Linked DNA regions of Homo sapiens: all the other regions are linked to region 1. The links are chromatin contacts, found by Hi-C or POLR2A ChIA-PET in ENCODE. All regions are on one chromosome and are shown on one strand. The core of a region is the stretch at or near the end of the contact, and the rest is flanking DNA. Distances in the headings are between cores, read along the strand shown.

Region 1 (3,091 bases), core at 434-2,933:
CGTGCCTTCTTTTCCTAGTCATTTTTCTTCAACTATTCCCGTTTGAGCTGGGCTAAGAGAACAACAGTCTGGACTCATTCCTTAGGTGCATTGTTGGCCTTCTCACAGACTTAAATATATACATCTGTCCCACTTTTAGAGAAAATAGGAACAAAATCTATTACATGTATTTTAGGCCCTCTATCTGAATTCTGAAGTCTTTCTCTGACTTCTTTTTCAGCTTCAGCTTTTGATTTCAGGCACATTCACACTTGTTTAGCTTTCAACTTACAGAGAATGCTGGAAAAGAGATTCATGCATTATTTAGAGCATTCGTCTAAATGCCCTCCCAGATCCCTTCTAACTCCATGAGGTCCCATGAGTCTGTGAAATGCATGGGCAAAGGAAGAGGAACTGAGGCTTTGAAATCAGATATACCTAGTTCCAATTCCTAGTTCTCAAGTTTACTAGTTGTGTGACTTTGGGTGAGCTGCTTAACCTCATAGGAGCCTAGAGTCCTCATCTAAAAACCTGGGCCAGTGCCAACTACCAAGCCATGACTGTGAGGATTAAATGAGACATCACTTCCATAAAAACACGGAACAGAGTGTGAGGCATACAGCAGGTGCCAAGGTAGATATTAGATCCTGCTTTTCATTATTGGTGCAAGTTTCTGATGGGTCAAACATGCAGGCTGTTGTATATTTGAATATTGCTTCAGTCTTCACTTCCACGGTTTTATTTCAAAAAGAGAAAGAAGGAAGGAAATAAACAGAAACTGTCAGAGGCCCTTCGGAAATCATCACTCATCCATTGAAATGTGCTTTCCATTCAAAAACTACCTTATTAATTATTCATTGCTTTTGGAACTGAAAATGAGAACAGAGCTTAAGACCCAGAGTTGGACAAGAACAGTGTTCCAACTGCTTGATTTCTGTCATTTCCTGGTTTCTACGCAGTACCTCCCAAAATCTGAGATTTGCAGTTTTGGGAGTCGAGAGAACTTTAGGCTTGATGATCAGTCAGGTTTAGTCAGGTTTAGCCAATGCCCTGGAATGACTGTTCTCTTTACTTTCATTTCCACTCCCGGCACCGCATTTCTGGGGGATTATTTCACTGCATGGGTGGCCCGAGTCCCTTGGCCTTCAGCCTTATGGCTCATTCCACCGCTCTGGGCAAGCCATAACCACCCGAACATGCAAGTCTTTCTTTTGTGCCCCAGTGGCATGAGTAACATCATTAACTCTTCAGGGCCGAGGTTTGGGATTAGGTAAAAATCTTACATCCCCCCGTGTTTGCAGTCAGAACACCAGAGTAACAACAGGGTGTTTGCGGGGCTTGTTTTCACGCCAGAAATGAGGTTGCCCTAACACACAATCCTTAAGATGTTTTTTCCCTAACGATTGTCTTCACCAGGATCGTGGGTTACAAAATGGAAGCTCAGTGCTTCCTGCTTCGAGTTCCAGTAGAACAAACATGCAAGAGACTCCTCGGCTTGGAAACTCTTCAAACCAGGGAAGGGCTGCTGATGTGTCCCCAGGAGGGGAAGGGCAGGAGGAGCACAGTTGTGCAGGGGGGTGTTTCACATGCTTCTCTAAAGAAGAGCTTCCTAAAGTGTAAAAAGGCTGGGGAAAGACACATTTCCCAAGGCCTGGGGCCAGTGCGGGGACAAACGCGAGGCTGGCGCACGTGCATTGCGGGTTCCGCGCGCCATCTGGTGGCTTCGGGCTGACATTGGGCGCACCATCCGGGCTTTTACCCCATTGACAGACCTCATAGAAGGAACCCATTGCGGGCGATAAAGTTCTGCTGGAAGTGATCACCAGGGCCCCCAAAGGAAGACACCGAGGGCCAGATGTTCCGAATTCCACTCCTTATTCTACAACTGGATACTGAAAGCCTCAGGTTCTCTTTGACAAGGGGGCACTGATCCTTCCTTCAGGACCAGCCTTCCTATCACACAGCAACATAAGCACTCGGCTCTGGGCAGTGTGGCCCCTCTGTGCCTTGCTTTCCACATCATGACGCCACATGACGGGCCACAGGAGTCTTCCCTTCGCCCCTACCTGGAACGCGTGTATTCCCTTCCAGCCTTGTGAATCCCACAGTTCTCAAGGCTCAGTCCACAGGCATCTTTATATCCTTAGAATATTTGCCTCATATTTTGTTCATACTAGTGTTTCCAAAGTGTGTTCCAAGAATGATGGTGTTATTAATCAGAATTGTATCTCTTTTTGAAAAGGCATTCAAAGTTTGGGAAAGTCAGGGTTACGCAAAGGTTAAACAGACCTGATTGCAGGATATCTCAGGAGCATGACACATACTGAGAATGTAGTGGATTTCTAAGAAGGAACTACAGTTTGCTATAGTTTCTAAACTTGTTTGACATCAAAACCTTCCTCCTATCTCCACCTTTGAAATGTATCTTGCAAATATTGCATCTAATAAAACAATTTTAAGGAAAAATAGCATCCTGTTCACTTGACCCAAGATTATGTAGCTGTCTTTTTAAAACTGGAAGACATCTGCATTCGTTTGCTAGGGCTATTATATTGCCTCACGGTTGTGGATGCTGAAGATCCAAGGCCAATGTGTTGGCAGGGTTGGTTTCTTCTGAGGCCCCTCTCCTTGGCTTATAGATGGTCGTCTTCTCTCTGTGTTACCACATGGTCTTCCCTCTGTGCCTATCTGTGTCCTAGTTGCCTTCTCTTTTCTTCATTGTTTCTTCTTCTTCTCCTTCTTCTTTTTTTTTTTTTTTTTTTTGAGATGGGGGTCTCACTATGTTGCCCAGGCTGGTCTCAAACTCCTGAGCTCAAGTGATCCTTCTGCCTCAGCCTCCCAAAGTGCTGAGATTACAGGAATGAGCCACTGTGCCCAGTCCTAATTTTCTCTTCTTATAAGGACATCGGTCATATTGGGTTAGGACCCACCAACATGACCTCATTTTACCTTAATCACCCTTTTAATGTCCCTATGTCCAACTACAGTTACATTCAGAGGTACTAGGGGTTAGGACTTTAACAAAGGAATTTTGGGGAGCCACAATTCAGCCCGTAACAACATCTTATTGTTGCATCTGTAGGGTAAAATGTATGCTTCAATGGAAAATTAT
Region 2 (2,806 bases), core at 59-2,558, 320 kb before region 1:
ATGTTGACCAGGCTGGTCTTGAACTCCTGACCTCAGGTCATCCACCCACCTCAGCCTCCCGAAGTGCTGGGATTACAGGTGTGAGCCACCATGACCGGCCCAGGAAGTTTTACAGATCGCTGGTAGAGGGAAAATTGGCCGGAACCCAGTCACATGGCTATGCTCAACTGCAAATAGCCTGGGAAATAGAGCCCAGCTTGCCCAGGAGGAAAGGGAAGCGGGTTTGATGAGTAGCTAGCCAGAGTTCCCTTGGAGCTAGGGGGGTCTGTGGCCATGCCCTAGAAGGAGTGATTGAGTCCCGCAGAATCCACAGTGGGTAGTTCTTGTGTCAGTGACATGTAATCTTGTCACTCTTGAGTTGTTCCCATATTAGACAATTAAAATACATTCAATGGGACGGTTTTCAAATTTTGAATAGTAAGCACACATACACTCACACACACACACACACAAAATCTAAGAACAATAAATACTTTAAAATTCTTCGGTGGGCGGATCACGAGGTCAGGAGATCGAGACCATCCTGGCTAACACAGTGAAAGCCCGTCTCTACTAAAAATACAAAAAAATTAGCTGGGCTTGGTGGCGGGTGCCTGTAGTCCCAGCTACCCAAGAGGCTGAGGCAGGAGAATGGCATGAACCCGAGAGGCGGAGCTTGCAGTGAGCCGAGATCGCGCCACTGCACTCCAGCCTGGGTGACAGAGCAAGACTCCATCTCAAAAAAAAAAAAAAAAAAAAAATTCTTCTTCCTCATTTGAACACTCTATAGTAATATTTTTGGAGTTCTGGAATTCTCTCCATTATTTAACAATCTCTTATAACTTTTATGGAGCTCTTTACAGTTAAGATCTTAGAATGCCTGTCCAGCTCACCTCATGGTTTTGTTTTTTTTAGCTGTTTGTCTTCCAAACTGTTTTCTTCAACTCTAAGGGAAGCCTGTCAGAATCTGTCCTGGTCTTCTCCGTATTCTGAAATGAAGACTGGAGGGATAAATAGAAGTTTCTGGCTTCTTTGGAAAAATGTTAATCTGGTTCTTTAATTTTGGAAGCAGGTGTCCGTGGTAAGGAAAGTGTGTGCTCTGAGGCCACCTCTGGTATGTGTGTGTGTGTTTGGGGCTGGAGGGTGTGGGGTGTCACCTGGCCAGAGCATTGAACCTCTTATTGTCTCCATTTACACAATGAGGATAATAACAGCAACCTCACAGATGGTAGTGAGGTGTAGGGGAAGCAGTGCCTGATGTATGGTAGGCATCAAAACTGGTAAGTGTTGTTATTCCTATTGTTAATGCCAGAGTCAAGGGGCTCAGACATGGCTCGGGATGTGTGGGTAGAATTTATACGTAGGGATAAGAATCTGTACATATAAATGCAGAACAAAGGTGTGGTCGGGGGTGCTCTCCCGCTGGCCCGCTCCCTGAAGGGCTTCTATTGGGGGTGTCTCCGAGAGTCCTCCCTTGTAACAAACCCTGTATGCCCTCCAGCCCTCGCTGCACAGTGACTCAGTTTCCTCTGTGATAAAAGGGGATTCGACTACAGTTCTAAACTTGCCTGTAAAACACATTGAGAGCTTTGAAATAAAGGTGGTATTTAGTGTGAGTTCAAAGCGTTATGTAATTATTTTATTGCCCCTTTTATTCCTGAGTTTTTTTTCTGTTTGCTCTGCTTACAAACCCAAGCTACAGCCATAAAACCACTTTTATGCCAGCGCCTTTCACACACATTGTGTACCAACCGCACATCGCCATCAAGGTGCAAAGTGCTCAGGAGGATGAGCATGGAGAAGCAGAACAGGAGCGCCAGCAATTTCCGCCTAATTGAGGCCATTACTGTGCACTGTCACTGAAACTGGGTCATGGTTGATGGTTTTTTTTTTTTTAGCTATCCAAATGACCAGCTTCTGTCTCGTGAATTGGATTAGCTTGCTCATGGGGGACCTGTTAGTAAGGATGGCCCCCAACATCAAATCAATTCTGTTTCTCAAGCCATCATTCTTTCTTGCAGGTTCAGAGCCTATGTCCTGCCACCATTCTTTCCAGAGTCCCATTACCTGAAACCATAGGATTTTTTTTTTGTTTTTGTTTTTGTTTTTGAGATGGAGTCTGTCTCTGTAGCCCAGGCTGGAGTGCAGTGGCATGATCTAGGCTCACTGCAACCTCTGCCCCCCAAGTTCAAGCAATTCTCTTGCCTCAGCCTCCCGAGTAGCTGGGACTACAGGTGCAAGCCACCACACTCAGCTAATTTTTGTATTTTTAGTAGAGACAGGGTTTCACCATGTTGACCAGGCTGGTCTCGAACTCTTGACCTCGACCTCCCAAAGTGCTGGGATTACGGGTGTGAGCCACCGTGCCTGGCCTTGAAACCATATGATTAAAGAAGCTTTGAGTTGGAAAAGACCCTAGGGGTCTGCTGATGTCACCGCCCACCCAGGTGGAAGTCCCTTTTACAGCATCCCACGTGGACAGTGGCACAGCCTTTGCAGCAAACACAGGGTCCACCCTCACTATGTGGAGAGGCCTCCCATCCTATCATTGGGTGGATGTGGTTGCAAAATGCTTTTCCTTACGCCAACAGAAACGTGACTAAACTCAGGTGAGTCCCAGAGAGCAGGAAAGGCTTCGAAAGCTCTGTCAGTGTCGGGCCTCTTTAAACCCCTGAGCGGGAAAGGAAGAAATTCAGGATCCGAGGGGGCATTTCCATTCTGGTTCTTTCTGAACTTGGTTTTACAAACCCTGGTAAGTGGCAGCCCATTTAAACGAGGCACTGCTTGGGGTGAATTTAACAGGATTGAGTCTTCAAGGGCAGCATCT
Region 3 (3,180 bases), core at 81-2,580, 350 kb before region 1:
CTCTTTGGCAATCTTTGCCCCGTTTATTAAGTTTTTATTTTTAATGTTACACATTTCATTTCTAGAGGTAACATATGGTACTTTTTCAAATATGCCTGGTCTTTTAAATTTATTTTCTCAAAATTTTGATTTCTCCTTTTACATTTCAGTTATGTTAACAACAATTCATATCCTCCTTCTGATAGTTCTATTAGCTGATGTTCTGGGGGTTCTGGGGACTCATTACCTGTGCCGCCCGTTGTGTCTGTTTATTCTTGTTTGTAGTGCACTCTTGCTCATGTCTCTAAACGCATTTTGTAATTTTCGATTGTGAGCTTCTATTTAAAAGAATGTGCTCACTATGGGAATCTTGTGTGGCAGAGGTTGAAGATTGGTTTCTATAGAGAAGTTTTTTATTTGTTTTGGCAAGTGCTCTTGTGATATTGGGACTCCTTTTATGTTAATTAATTGACGTAGCTTTCCTAGACCATACAGGTGAGTAAACTTAAGCTCCAAACCCATGTGAAGTGTGGTCTGTGGTTATGAAACTTGAGGTGACCTTGTTTTCCCTCAGCGGATCTCCCACTGCTCAGGCAGCCAAGTGTCAGCACTTTTTCTTGTGCTCAGACCTTCTTTATACTCAGTCTCTGGGATTTCCTTCACTCATTTCAGCTGTGCTTTTAACACCACACTTATTATTTTTCTACAGCATATTTAGGCGTTTCTGTGGCCAGAAGCTTTTCAGATTCTCCTCTAAGATATTGCCAAAATGATAGTTCTTGTCATCCTGAATTTCTGAACACAGAAAAAGTTTTCCCACGATGATTACAGATTTTGAGATCTCTCTAGATACTAGGGACATCTTTAGAAAGCAGGCCAAGAGCCTTGACCAAACTTACGGCAATTCTATTGTACTGATCAGAAAATATCACTTACTTTTGCATGTAGATTTTATTTAGATGAGAGTTAGGTTTTGTTTTGCAAAGAAAATAGCTAATGTATTCTTTGCTAAGAATGACGGTGATACACAGCGGTTGGATTTATTTAATAAAATGTGAGATGTTAAGAAAAAAATCTTAGGAATTTGAAGACACTGAGAGTGTTCAATGCAAAAAAAAAAAAAAAAAAGGCAGAGAGAGAGGGTGTTTCAGTTGCCTGCACCATACATACTCGCTGGTTCCGAATAATGCAAGGATTTCTCTCTTCTGTTCCGGTCTTTTGATGTTGAGTTTCCTGCCCCTTAAATATCTGCTTTACCAGAAAATGAGAAAGTCTTCACCCAAAAAAACAGCACAGAAGTGAAGCCAAGTGACTGTAAAAGGTTTCATAGCCTGGTCAACAGGGAGGCAGCTGGCGATCACTTCCTGCCTCACCCTGGAGGAAGGAGCTACTAAGGAAAGGGACGTCTAAGCTGAAACAACTTCAGGTGGTTCCTGTCCCTCTCTAGAGACTTTAAAGTCTCACTGCATGGAATGCCCTTGATATCCAGACTGGGAAAATCTAAGCCTGTGGACCAGGAAGAAAAGTCATTCATTTATTCATTCGTTTATCACTCCTACTACTCATGAGAGTCAAGTGAGGGCTGTCTGGGGACTTAGGGTAGGAAACTTTCAATATGGCTAGATATATGCACTTAACTATTTCTTTTTCTTTTGGATTGACAGTCTTATTTACTCTGAATACAGGGCATTCATAATGCTCATTGTTGCTGCTACTATTCTGTGAACACATGTTTAGAAAAAAACGTGGTGCAACGGTATGGGAATTCTGAGTTCACTTGTTCATCCATTTTTTTCTTTAAATAACATTTATCCAGTGGTATGTTATATAGAGCTTTGTACTGGGTGGAGTGGGGCTAAAAAGATGAATGATAAATAGTTTCTACCCTTAGGAATCTCAGTCTAATACCATGTGGGGGATGGGGCAGTATATTTACAGAAAGAAATGCTACATGGGGCATATTTAACCCACAAATGATCTAACTGAAGAATCAGAATAAATATTTCCATACATTTTAATTGTGGTAAAATATACACAACATAAAATTTACCGTTTGAAGCTTTTTTTTTTTTTTTGTAGACAGAGTCTTGCTCTGTTGCCCAGGCTGGAGTGCAATGGCACGATCTTGGCTCACCACAACCTCTGCCTCCTGGGTTCAAGCGATTCTCCTGCCTCAGCCTCCTGAGTAGCGGGGATTACAGGCGTGCACCATCATGCCCAGCTAATTTTGCATTTTTGGTAGAGATGGGGTTTCTCCATGTTGGTTAGTCTGGTCTCAAACTTCTGATCTCAGGTGAACCGCCCACATCAGCCTCCCAAAGTGCTGGGATTACAGGCATGAGCCACTGCACCTGGCCTATTTGAAGCATTTTTAAGCGTACCATTTGGTGGCATTCATTAAGTACATTCACATTATGGTGCAAACATCACCATCATCCCGGAAGCCTTTGCATCTTTCCAAACTGAAACTGTACCCATTAAACACGAACTTCTCATTCCCCTCCCCCTAGTCCCTGGCACCCACCATTCTACTTTCTGTCTCTGTGACTTTGACTCCTCTAGGTGCCTCATACAAGTGGAATCATTCAGCAGTTGTCTTTTTGCATATTGCCTGTCCAAAACTTTTTGAATGGAAAGAAGTATGTTTTACAGAAACAGGAAAGTCCCAGCCTTGTCTCTGACTGCTTCACCCCTTGGTTCAGCCCAGTGAAAGCTGGTCAACTTTCCTTAATGCTCTGAGATCCGTAATAGCACAACCATTTTAGTATCTTTCTCTGAAGACTGCAACACGCTGTCATGATATTAGTCAACTCAAGTCAACTGACATTATTATAGTGCTTATGAGGCTGCTCCTGCCTGAAAGCCCTTCACTGCCTCCCTGGGGTGTGGGTGGAGGATGAGATAAGCAGCTCACAAGTGGGACAGAACCCTGGCTCTGCGGAAAGCCCAGCTGGCTGCCACGGGTGGCATGTTTCTCGGGGCTTCCTGTGTGAGCGCATAGACAGCCCTGCTAGTCCCTCAGCCCAGATGCCTGCCAGAAACCCAAGCCCTGAGGATGCCCCTCCAGATGTGTGCTGTGAACTGAGCTTTCTGAAATCCTTCTCCTGGGGCCAGACACTCATCAAAGCGCCAACTCTATCGCAGACTGCATTTGAGTCACCTGTTATGTTTGAGATCCGCCCTGTGTTGGGAGCTGAAACC
Region 4 (2,896 bases), core at 137-2,636, 370 kb before region 1:
CAGGGCCATGATGCCTGGTGCTTCCTCGGCTCTTCCAGTTGTTTATGTTCAGCCGAGGGCAGTGGATCCCAAAAATAGCAGGCTCTGGCTCGAAGTTCTACCTACATAACTTCTGGGAGCCAAGCCCTCTCTCTCCCTGGCAGGAATGGGTCCTGGGAACATGCAGAGATTCTCCCTGGTGGCATATGGTTTTCCATGGTGGCCGTGACTCAGGAACTCACTGCCATGCTGCCTGACTCTCTACTCTGCCTTTGGGCTCCTGTCTTGCTGGTGTAGGCTGACTTTGATGTGACCTCGAGATTAGCCACCGCCACACTGAGGTCTCTCTTCCTGTCTTCGTGTTGCTGACCTCATCTCGTCCAGCCTCCAACCCCATCTGATGAAGGAAGGGGGCAAGTATGACAGCTGTGCCCCAAGTATAATAGCTCACAACCCGCTACCAAATACAATGTCTTTCCCCACTCAATTCTTATTCTTCCTTCAGGGTTACAATTCCAAATTTCACTCATGCTATTTTTTTTTTTTTTTTTTTTGTAAGACGGAGTCTCACTCTGTCACCCAGGCTGGAGTGCAGTGGAGCGATCTTGGCTCACTAGAACATCAGCCTACTGGGTTCAAGCAATTCTCCTGTCTCAGCCTCCCAAGTAGCTGGGACTACAGGCGTCTGCCACCACACCCTGCTAATTTTTGTATTTTTAGTAGAGACAGGGTTTCACCATGTTGGCCAGGCTGGTCTCGAACTCCTGACCTCAGGTGATCCACCCACCTCGGCCTCCCAAAGTGTTGGGATTACAGGCGTGAGCCACCCCGCCCAGCCTCTTGCTATTTCTTTCAATGCTCCCTGTGCCTTGACAGAGATCCAGGGATTGTGTTGAAGACAATATGTGTAAAAGTAACCAGCATTGCACCCTAAATTGTCCTTCCCCTCTGACAATTGGCCACCATCTCTGTATTAAGCACAAGCACCTCAACAGGCCCTCCGCTGAGGATGCAGGTGAGGACGGGCTGGATGTGCCTTTTATCCCCTCTTTGTGGTGTTACTTGCTCTATTGCAGAATCGAGCATTGGCCCCATTATTCCTGAATGAGTCAGAAGTCTCCGCCCCTCTGCTGAACAGGCCGATGTGTCCCTTGACACACACGTGATAATGGTGCAGTTAAAAAAACAAACCCATAGAGATATGGAAGTGCAGATGTGTAGACGCCCCATGGTTTTTGGTGACACAAACGTCAGCTGTAGCTCAGGGACGTCCTCCTGATAGAACTCGCCATTGTGGCAGGCAACCTCTGAGATGAACTCAGATAGTCTTGCCTGCTGACACCCATGCTCTTGTGTAGTCTCTTCCCACGCTGAATAGGGCTGACTGTGTGACCAATAGGATATTCTAGAGATGACCGACTATGACCTCTGAGGCTGGGTTATAGAAGAAGTGGTGCTTCTGGCTGGGTGAGGTGACTCACACCTTATTCCAGCACTTTGGGAGGCCGAGGCGTGTGGAACACTTGAGGTTAGCAGTTTGAGACCAGCCTGGCCAACATGGTGAAACCCTGTCTCTACTAAAACTATGAAAATTAGCCAGGCGTGGTGGTGAGTGCCTATAAGTCCGGCTACTCGGGAGGGTGAGGCAGGAGAATTGCTTGAACCTGGATGACAGAGGTTGCAGTGAGGCAAGATCATGCCACTTCACTCCAGCCTGGGCAAAAGAGCGAAACTCCATCTCAAAAAAAGAAAAAAATAATAATAAGAAGAAGAAACGGTGCTTCCCTCCTTGTTCTCTTGGAACACTTACTCTGGGGGATGCTAGCGCCACCTCATGAGGACATTGAAGAAACCATACAAACAGGCCCATGCAGCGAGGGCTAATGGTCCCCAACAGTCAGCATTGACTTGTAGGCTGTGTGACCATGGGGACATCTCAGAAGCAGATCTTCCAACCCCAGTCATGCCTTCAGGTGACAGTAGCCTTGGCTGACATCCGAACTATAGCCTGTGCCAGAACCATCCAGTGAAGTCACTCCCAGATTCCTGACCCACAAAGACTATGACATAAGAAATGCTCACATTTTGAGTGCTAAGTTTTGGGCTAATTTGTTACACAGCCACTGATAACTGATACACCCATGGCAAGGACACAGGGACTTCTGACTCAGTCTGGATTCTCAGTCTGACTTGCCTGTGTTTCCAGCTAATGTTGAGTCCTATCCACCGAGCCTCCCAGTACTGCTTCTGGCGACATGCAGCTGCACTGAGGCATTTGAGACCTGGTGTTTCTACTATCTGGATCACTGAAGGAACCTTGGATGCTTTTTTCTAAGCCTGGTAAAGCCATGCAGCAGATCAGCAGGAGGGCACACATTAGCCCACGGGCTGCCTGAGCCCTGGCCTGCAGCTACTCACCTCCTCCTCCTCCTGGGGCTTCACTCCTGTGCTCATTCCATCAGCTATGAGAGTTCAGCTTGACACACAGAGCCTGGTCTCACAGTCACTTATGAGGGGCCATGAGTTCCAGGGTTTCAAACCAGAGAAGATGGGGCTGATATATTTTGTCCATCAGAAACAGCAGAGTCCCACCATGCTAGAAAGACTGTTAGGAGGGTATAGTGAGCCTGGCATGGAGCAGGCACTGAATTGTTTGGTGACTGAGGGGGACTTGGTCTTGCATCCTCCATCACGCTGCTCAGAGAGACGTGGGGCAGAGGTTGTGCTGTGTGTGTGTGTGTGTGTGTGTGTGTGTGTGTTTGTTTGTTTGTTTCTTTCTTTTTATTTTATTTTATTTTTGAAACGAGTTTCACTCTTGTTGCCCAGGGTGGAATGCAATGGTGCGATCTCGGCTCACTGCAACCTCCACCTCCTGGGTTCAAGTGATTCTCCTGCCTTAGCCTCCCGAGTAGCTGGG

The links. A loop is a pair of places that touch in the nucleus more often than their neighbours do. ChIA-PET counts read pairs that join two places held with the same protein, here RNA polymerase II (POLR2A). Pooled maps may share reads with other maps.
Region 2: a map of transverse colon shows a loop between it and region 1 (3-fold over the local background). The contact joins two enhancer-like sites. A Hi-C loop is called at or near these places in 5 of 168 maps with a recorded cell type or tissue (Calu3, MCF 10A, kidney and 2 more) and 1 of 50 pooled maps. POLR2A ChIA-PET finds 5 or more read pairs at or near these places in 3 of 52 experiments (PC-9, activated CD4-positive, alpha-beta T cell and activated naive CD4-positive, alpha-beta T cell).
Region 3: a map of GM12878 shows a loop between it and region 1 (9-fold over the local background). The contact joins two enhancer-like sites. A Hi-C loop is called at or near these places in 11 of 168 maps with a recorded cell type or tissue (CD14-positive monocyte, GM12878, GM13976 and 7 more), 35 of 37 single-sample maps with no recorded cell type and 21 of 50 pooled maps. POLR2A ChIA-PET finds 5 or more read pairs at or near these places in 8 of 52 experiments (OCI-LY7, PC-9, activated B cell and 4 more).
Region 4: a loop to region 1 is called in a map of PC-9, with 6 times the contacts of the local background. The contact joins two enhancer-like sites. A Hi-C loop is called at or near these places in 13 of 168 maps with a recorded cell type or tissue (CD4-positive, alpha-beta T cell, Caco-2, Calu3 and 8 more), 6 of 37 single-sample maps with no recorded cell type and 21 of 50 pooled maps. POLR2A ChIA-PET finds 5 or more read pairs at or near these places in 3 of 52 experiments (GM12878, HepG2 and PC-9).

The regions. Positions count from the first base shown.
Region 1 is chr1:234,497,848-234,500,938 of GRCh38, reverse strand. No RefSeq gene overlaps it. Among named protein-coding and RNA genes, the nearest start is that of TARBP1, 20 kb to the right of the region's middle. RefSeq lists enhancers at 888-977, 1,388-1,437, 1,478-1,527, 1,522-1,816. Within about 2 kb of position 1,683, at least 35 of the 41 ENCODE cell types and tissues checked have a DNase peak (open chromatin) inside an H3K27ac peak, as active enhancers do; they include CD14-positive monocyte, GM12878, PC-9 and 5 more, where a contact is called at or near this core.
Region 2 is chr1:234,822,358-234,825,163 of GRCh38, reverse strand. The region is part of intron 2 of LOC107985365 (a long non-coding RNA gene); the gene reads left to right. Among named protein-coding and RNA genes, the nearest start is that of LINC02961, 64 kb to the right of the region's middle. Within about 2 kb of position 1,308, at least 2 of the 41 ENCODE cell types and tissues checked have a DNase peak (open chromatin) inside an H3K27ac peak, as active enhancers do; they include transverse colon, where a contact is called at or near this core.
Region 3 is chr1:234,842,806-234,845,985 of GRCh38, reverse strand. The region is part of intron 2 of LOC107985365 (a long non-coding RNA gene); the gene reads left to right. Among named protein-coding and RNA genes, the nearest start is that of LINC02961, 84 kb to the right of the region's middle. RefSeq lists an enhancer at 2,823-2,942. Within about 2 kb of position 1,330, at least 15 of the 41 ENCODE cell types and tissues checked have a DNase peak (open chromatin) inside an H3K27ac peak, as active enhancers do; they include CD14-positive monocyte, GM12878 and endothelial cell of umbilical vein, where a contact is called at or near this core.
Region 4 is chr1:234,864,826-234,867,721 of GRCh38, reverse strand. The region is part of intron 2 of LOC107985365 (a long non-coding RNA gene); the gene reads left to right. Among named protein-coding and RNA genes, the nearest start is that of LINC02971, 91 kb to the left of the region's middle. Within about 2 kb of position 1,386, at least 13 of the 41 ENCODE cell types and tissues checked have a DNase peak (open chromatin) inside an H3K27ac peak, as active enhancers do; they include PC-9, gastrocnemius medialis, heart left ventricle and 1 more, where a contact is called at or near this core.